2 separate regions of the Homo sapiens genome follow, and region 1 is linked to region 2. A link is a contact called in ENCODE Hi-C or POLR2A ChIA-PET data. All regions are on one chromosome and are shown on one strand. Each heading gives the region's core, a stretch centred on a gene start or an enhancer-like site at or near the end of the contact. The rest is flanking DNA. Distances are from core to core; before and after follow the strand shown. Region 1 overlaps SYTL3 (synaptotagmin like 3). Region 2 overlaps LINC02901 (long intergenic non-protein coding RNA 2901).

The links. A loop is a pair of places that touch in the nucleus more often than their neighbours do. ChIA-PET counts read pairs that join two places held with the same protein, here RNA polymerase II (POLR2A). Pooled maps may share reads with other maps.
Region 1: a pooled map shows a loop between it and region 2 (2.0-fold over the local background). The contact joins two enhancer-like sites. A Hi-C loop is called at or near these places in 1 of 50 pooled maps. POLR2A ChIA-PET finds 5 or more read pairs at or near these places in 3 of 52 experiments (GM12878, activated B cell and activated T-cell).

What each region holds. Positions count from the first base shown.
Region 1 is chr6:158,685,553-158,689,333 of GRCh38, reverse strand. All of the region lies in intron 6 of SYTL3 (synaptotagmin like 3), which reads right to left. Among named protein-coding and RNA genes, the nearest start is that of SYTL3, 37 kb to the right of the region's middle. RefSeq lists a silencer at 2,091-2,291. Within about 2 kb of position 2,358, at least 7 of the 41 ENCODE cell types and tissues checked have a DNase peak (open chromatin) inside an H3K27ac peak, as active enhancers do.
Region 2 is chr6:158,908,973-158,912,669 of GRCh38, reverse strand. It overlaps LINC02901 (long intergenic non-protein coding RNA 2901), which reads right to left. Exons shown (of 3, transcript NR_160980.1): 3 at 2,317-2,703. Among named protein-coding and RNA genes, the nearest start is that of LINC02901, 41 kb to the right of the region's middle. RefSeq lists enhancers at 1,074-1,867, 1,868-2,661. Within about 2 kb of position 1,894, at least 10 of the 41 ENCODE cell types and tissues checked have a DNase peak (open chromatin) inside an H3K27ac peak, as active enhancers do.

The DNA.
Region 1 (3,781 bases), core at 1,109-3,608, 220 kb after region 2:
GCATGACCAATGTTGTTTTGCCAAACTGATAAAGTTATCTATTGGTTTGCATGTTGGTTTATTTTTAAGGATAATTCCACACCCTTTCTAAAGGAGGCAACATTCCTAACCTTCATCTTGTTCTCTTTCTAGAAATATTCAGAGATGTGCCAAAAAGATATCTACAAGGATATTCTTTGCATTATTCTCATTTTAATAACCTTATAAACTTTCAAAAATGCAACAGAAAGCTGGAAATCCCCTAACTATCCAACAATAGTTATTTGGTTAAACAAATGATGACACATTCCTATGACGGGGTGAGATACACTCATCAGAAATCATATAGCCAATGATATTTATGGACACTGAAAATGTTCCTTATAAATTACTACATGAAGAAACATTAGGATAAAACTGTACATACAATTTGATTTCAATTATGTAAATATATTAGCCTGACTCATGTGAAATTGCCTCTATTCAATAATTTTTTGCCTAAAAATACCAATTTCTTATGGTTCAACCTAAATACTTCAAAAAAGTCTATGTATATGTGTGTATACACACACATATATCCACACATACAGATATGCACCCACAAGCATAGATACATACACTCACAAAAGAACAGAAATAATATATACTAAAATGTCAACAATTGTTCTCTGGGTGAAGCTGCTGTATTTTTAACATTGCTCTTTATGATTTTCTTCATTTTCTAGGTTTTAATTTTTTAATTTCATTTAATTTTTTTAGAGACAGGATCTCACTATGCTGCCCAGGCTAGTCTTGAACTCCTGGGCTCAAGCGATCCTCCTGCTTTGACCTCCCAAAATGCTGGGATTACAGGCATGAGCCACTGAGCCTGGCGTCTAGTTTTTTACGTGAATGTAATTTGAAATCATGCTTCAAAGCTCAGAATGTAATGGGGGCCAGAGTGTGGGAAGAAGGAAATTTGTGTACCCTGCCAGCCTGTTGTAAATAAGCACACACTCCCAGAGGGTAATTTGGCAAAACATCAAAAGCCTTTCAAGTATTCATACACTTGACCAATCATTCTTCTAAGAATTTACCCCCCAAAAATAAACAGACATGTCAAAATACCTGTACAAGACGTTCATCACAGAGTTATCTATAACATGAAAAATCAAATACAGTGATATACTCACAGACACTCGGGAACAGGTTAAATAAACTATAGTGCATATATTTGGTGTATTTTATGGAGTCATCAATACATTTTGGAAGAAGTCTTAATAACATAGGAAAATGTTTATGCCAAGTTGAATTGTAAAAGCAAAATAAAACCACATAGAGTCTGATCACAATACATTTGAAATTGGATAAGTCTATCTGTGCACACACATATACACAGGCTTACCTAGAAAGAAGGCTGGGAGTGTGCAGGTGTGTACACGTGCATGTAATTTACAGTAGTTTGGGATTGTGGTAGTATTTCCATTACATCTAAATACTATTCTGTGTTTCCCAAATGCTTGCAAGGTTTGCATTACTTCTGTAATCAGAAAGTAAGTAACTTCCTTTCAAAGAGAAAAGGAAGCTCCCTCTCTTCACAGAATAGAAGATGGACCAAGGGGGAAGCAGTTAGGAGCTGCTACGTTGGAAGTGAGAATGAAGGGCAGAGGAAGATTCCAGAGACTCAGGAGGCAGAAATGTCAGGATTTGCTGACTGACCAGATGTAGCGGCAGAATGAGGAACAAAGGAGTCAAGTTTGATTCTCAGGTCTGTGGATTTGGAGACAGAGTGAGAGGTGTCGCCATTCTCCCAAGACAAGGAACACAGGATTTGGTAGCACACAGACGGTCCCAGTGATTCTTGCTTCCTGATATTCAGACCCTTTGTCCTCTCTGACTAGGGCTGACCTGTGGGACCCATAGGGCATAGCAGAAATGACAGGGTGTGGCTTCTGAAGCTAGACCATAAAAGATATTGTGGGCTCTGCTTTTCTCTCTCTTGGATCACTTGCCCTGGGAGAAGCCAGCCGCCATGTCATGAGGACACTCAAGCAGCCCTGTGGAGATATCCCCATGGTGAGGAACCAAGTCCTCCTCCCAATACCAGCAGTCACTGGCCAGGTATGAGGGTAAGCCCCAAGAGCACAGATCCCCCAGCCCCAGGCGAGCCTTCCACTGAAGACAGAAACTGTCAAAGAATGTTACTTGATTTATGTCACTAGGTTTGAGGGGAATTTGCTATACAGCAATAGATAACCAGTGCGTGGAAAGAGGCACAGACTGGAGCTGTCTGTACACTTTTGTGGTTTAAACCACCATCTAGTTTTTCTAACTTCTGCTCAGGATATAGAGGGCTGGAAAGAGTATTGCCGGTACCATGACAACAAAAACACTAGAGAACATGCAAAACCACTTTTTCCGGAACACATCAGAGAATTGAGGTTGCAGTTGCCTCCCTATTAGGGTCCAGTGGGGGCTTCCAGAGGGAGACCAGGGCCAGGAGGAGGGAGAAGGGGCTCATGCCTTCCTTCCGACCTGTGTCTGGCCAGCATCAGCTCAACAGGGTCGGAGGGTGTCTGCCTCCTGCAGCTGCTAGCTCTGTTCTCTCACTATTCCCTTTTTGCCTCCAATTCCTGTCTAACCAATCCCTAAAGTAAATTCTTATTCAAATAACCAGACAGTTTCTATTTCCCTAAGTGGATCTTAACTGCTGCAGCACAAATTCAATTCAACTCCTCAATGACTGCACCTGGTTCTCTTTTAGGGCCACAAATAGGAGCGTGGTGGAATTCCTGCCTGTCCACCTAAACCTCTGTCACCTGATCCTTGTTACCTTTCCTGACGCACCCGCTGCAAACTCCACCCAACCTGGTCTGGCTCATAGCACTACTTGTGTGCTCCTAACCTGGCATTTTCCCCCATAGTTCCATGCCTCTTACCCCAACTCTACTGAAACAGGACAATGGGAAAATGAGGCACCCTGGCATTTGAGGAAGCATTGTAGAGAAGGAGGGAAAGTTAGGGCTTTTCTGGTGTTTATTTTATACATTGATAGAAACGACATCAGCAAAAAAGAATGATTTATGCTGAGGTTGATCTTCCTGACCCTGGTTTGTTTGTCCTTACTGAAGTTTTTATTCTTAAAGTTATAAGGCAAGAAAGAAAACCCTAAGACATCAGTCTCACCTCTTTCCTAATTCCCTTTTTATCTTAAGTCACCTTGATAACATACTTCTCCCACTCACTCAGGAGACATGAAGTGCTGAAAAGATGACAAGATGGTAACGTGTGTGCACAAACACACACACATACATTCATGCACACATGAAAACTACTTACCTGAAATAATGATGCTAGAACTTCTAACGACGTAGAAAACTTTTTGAGTGAAGCAGATGTCTGCACTTAGCTGGCATTGAGAAATGACAAACTTCACCTCCTACAGCACTACTGTTTATAAGCTAGGAATTGATGTGGAAAAGGGTAGAGTCTACCTTCTGAAGAAGGCTCCAGCCCACCAACAAAAAGGTTTTGTTTTTGTTTGTTTGTTTGTTTTTGAGATGGAGTTTCACTCTTGTTGCCCAGGCTGGAGTGCCATGGCATGATCTCGGCTCACAGCAACCTCCGCCTCCCAGCTTTAAGCAATTCTCCTGCCTCAGCCTCCCGAGTAGCTGGGATTACAGGCAGGTGCCACCATGCCCGGCTAATTTTGTATTTTTAGTAGAGACGGGGTTTCTCCATGTTGGTCAGGCTGGTCTCGAACTCCCAATCTCAGATGATCTGCCCACCTCGGCCTCCCAAAGTGCTGGGATTACAAGTGTGA
Region 2 (3,697 bases), core at 645-3,144:
TAGTGGGTGGACAGTGGGCAGAGTGAGAAAGGAGTAACAGTGATGTTAACTAGCATCTAGTAAGTACTTTCCCCATAAGAAGCTCCATGTAAATCACTTTATAAGTATTGTCTCTTTGCATCTTCCCCCACATGAGGTATGTACTATATTATCCCCATTTCACAGGGAAGGAATCTAAGGTTGAAGCAAGTTATATGACCTGCCCAGGCCTCAGTGGTAATAAATGGTAGAGTTGGGGTTTGAACTTAAGTCCCAGGAGTCTGGGAACAACTAAACATAAGGAAAGGGCAAAGGAGACAGAAAAATGAGAAGCTCCCAAAGTGGGTGACTTTAGAGGAGGGAGGTGGCAAAGCAGCCAAGGGGCTGAGCTCTGGGCAGAAGAGGAAGGAGACTAAGCCTCGGGAGGGGCCCCAGGATGGCAACAGATGGGGAGACATTTCCCAGGAGCTGTGAAGGCTGAAAGCAAACTGTGGGCTGGTGGGGAATTAATGGGAGATGAGGAAATGTAGACACGGACAACATGGATGCCTTTACCAAGAAGCCAGGCTGTGGAATAAAGATCAACAGTAACAAACCCCTTCAACGTGTAATTTCATTGTTAGGCCAAACTGGAAGAGAGCCAAAAGCCACCAGGAGCCCAGTCCAAATGTCACCTGCCCACCACACACAGCGGGCTTCCTGTGGTATGAACTATTCACCCCAAATCAGCCTCTTCCCCAGAGCAAACGCCTACCCTGTTGGTATATTTGTAGTCCCTTTCCTGCCTGCCAAGGTGCTGGAAGTAATTGTGCAGGTATGAGCTGGCCAGCCATAGGGCAGCAACCCTCTATGCAGACACAGAATGTCCTGAGCACACCAGGAACTGCAGACACCAGCACCCCACATGACTTCTAGAACTTCCAAGTGCCCACTGATGACATCCTCTGTAAATGCCCCAAGAGAGCAATGCTTTTTTGCCTTGGAAACATCTTTTATACAATCCAGTCTCTCCCAGATCCCTGACCTGAGGCATCGAGGAGAGTTGGTTTGTTTTTAGAAGGCAGCCATTCTTGACAAAATGCACACAAAGATTGGCAGCTATCTGCCTTCCAGGGGCCCCATGAGAGACTAACTCCTCTCCTTCCAACTCCTCTACTTTCAAAGCAAGATGTAGTTTGGGGACAAAATCAGGGAAAGGAGAAACAGGATTTCTTCTCTCCCCGCCACCCGCCATCAGGCTACCAGAGTTTTTAAGGGTAGAGATAGGCTCAGATTTTCCCTGAGGGGTTACGTATACAAAAAATATTCCATAATCATCCAATGGGATCATTACAAATTACTGGATAAAAGCCTTTCTTTCTTCAATCCTCATAGCCCTCTTCTCTTCAAAGAAGTCCACAGAGCTGGAAAAATATAGGAGACAAAAGATTTAAAGACGAATCTAGGGCGAAAACAAAGTGGAAACTTCCCAGCCATGTTCTTGAATGCTAAGCTGAGCCCTGATTCATCAAACACTTTGAATGTGATTCCTAAAATCAATCTTTTCTTTTTCATTTAAAAAAAACAATGCCTACAGGCTCACATTTTGTAGAACAGTGGTGAAAGAGAATTGAAAATATTATTCAAACATATTTTACAACTAACTGAAAAGAACAAACATTTAGAGAAGTGAAAGTCACTGAAATAGGCCTCCCCTGTGCTTTTCTTCAAAGATTTTCTGATGTCAGCTTAGAAGTGAGTTAGAGAAAGGATTAAATACAAAGGAGGGGAGGGGTTCTCTCATCAGCCACCCATGAGAATTGGGAGTTTCTGGCTCAGGCCAGAGAGGCGACTGCCCCTGCCGGGGGACCTCCACCTCTCGGCCACCTTTTTCCACCTGCATAGCCCCTTCCCCCATCAAACTGCACTTAGGAAGGTCAATAATGGTGCTGGTGGTCACATATTCCCTGACGTTCCTGGGTTCAGTTGCTGCTATGTCTTTTTAGATGCTAATTTTATGCTTCACTCAAAGGTTTTCCAAAGAAAGAGGCTTTTAAGTAATGAAAGAATGAATGGGGTTTAAAGCCCTGGCAAGCTGATACCGATCAGTCTCTGGAAAGGTACAAAGCACGCTGTAGAACGGGTTTGGCTTGGAACTGAAACCACGCATCGGAGAAAATATTTGCAACAGAGGGGGTGTCACTGCCACAGGAAACTTAGCAAGGGGCCCATTTCCCAGTATAGTTTAGTTATCTCAAAAGATTTCTTCCCTGTCCAGGTATTATTACCACAGGAGACTGGGAAGAATCACCAGATGAAAATGCTTACATTTAATACTAAAGCTTCCTTGCAAAGCAATAAAAGTTTTATATGATTTAATTTATTAGTTTCATTGTAGAACGATTTTTAACCAGTCTTGTCCGAGACTCAGAATTTTGGTTGACTTTTGTACTTAAATTTACCACGGAATTTTCTTTCCACTTGTAAGATTTAAGTGTTTAACAAGTACTTGCTGGTAAAGGCGCTAACAAAAGCGTTGCTGAGTAACACCAGAACTGTTCACACACTAAAAGGCTGAGACGGGGGAAGAGCAGACGAGGGGGATCTTCTCTGGGGAAAAGATAGAGGCTAGGATGTGCCACCCCTCGGAAGAGCAGATGGACAGCACGACTGCTGCCGTCCCAGCCACCACGGTCCCAGCACCAGACACCGGCTTCGAGTGGTTTCTTATCTTCACTTCTTCCTCTTAAAAAAAAAAGAAAAAAAAATCAAATAATACACAAAGGCATAAAAAATAACACAATCAGCACCTTTTACTCCCCCACTACCCAGCTTAAGAAATAAAACATGATAGGCCGGGCGCGGTGGCTCACGCCTGGAATCCCAGCACTTTGGGATGCCAAGGCGGGCGGATCAGGAGGTCAGGAGATCGAGACCATCCTGGCTAACACGGTGAAACCCCGTCTCTACTAAAAATACAAAAACACATTAGCCCGGTGTGGTGGCGGGTGCCTGTAGTCCCAGCTACTCGGGAGGCTCACTCTGTCACCCAGGCTGGAGTGCAGTGGCGCAATCTCGGCTCACTGAAACCTCTGCTGCCCGGGTTCAAGCAATTCTCCTGTCTCTGCCTCCTGAGTAGCTGGATTATAGGCGCCTGCCGCCATGCCTGGCTAATTTTTGTATTTTTAGTAGAGATGGGGTTTCACCATCTTAGCCAGGCTGGTCTTGAACTCCTGACCTTGTGATCCACCTGTCTCGGCCTCCCAAAGTGCTGGGATTACAGGCATGAGCCACCGCGCCTGGACTTTTTTTTTTTTTTTTTTTTTTTTTGAGATGGAGTCTCGCTTTGTTGCCCAGGCTGGAGTACAGTGGCTCCATCTCGGCTCACTGCAAGCTCCGCCTCCTGGGTTCATGCCCTTCTCCTGCCTCAGCCTCCTGAGTAGCTGGGACTACAGGCACCCACCACCACACCTGGCTAATTTTTGTATTTTTTTAGTGGAGACAGGTTTCACTGTGTTAGCCAGGATGGTCTCGATCTCCTGACCTTGTGATCCGCCCGTTTTGGCCTCCCAAAGGGCTGGGATTACAGGGGTGAGCCACCACACCTGGCCTGGTCTCGATCTCTTGACCTCACAATCTGCCCACCTCGGCCTCCCAAAGTGCTGGGAGTACAGGTGTGAGCCACCATGCCTGGCCTATACTGCACATTTTTAAGCTTTATATGCCCAAAGGTGTGTGG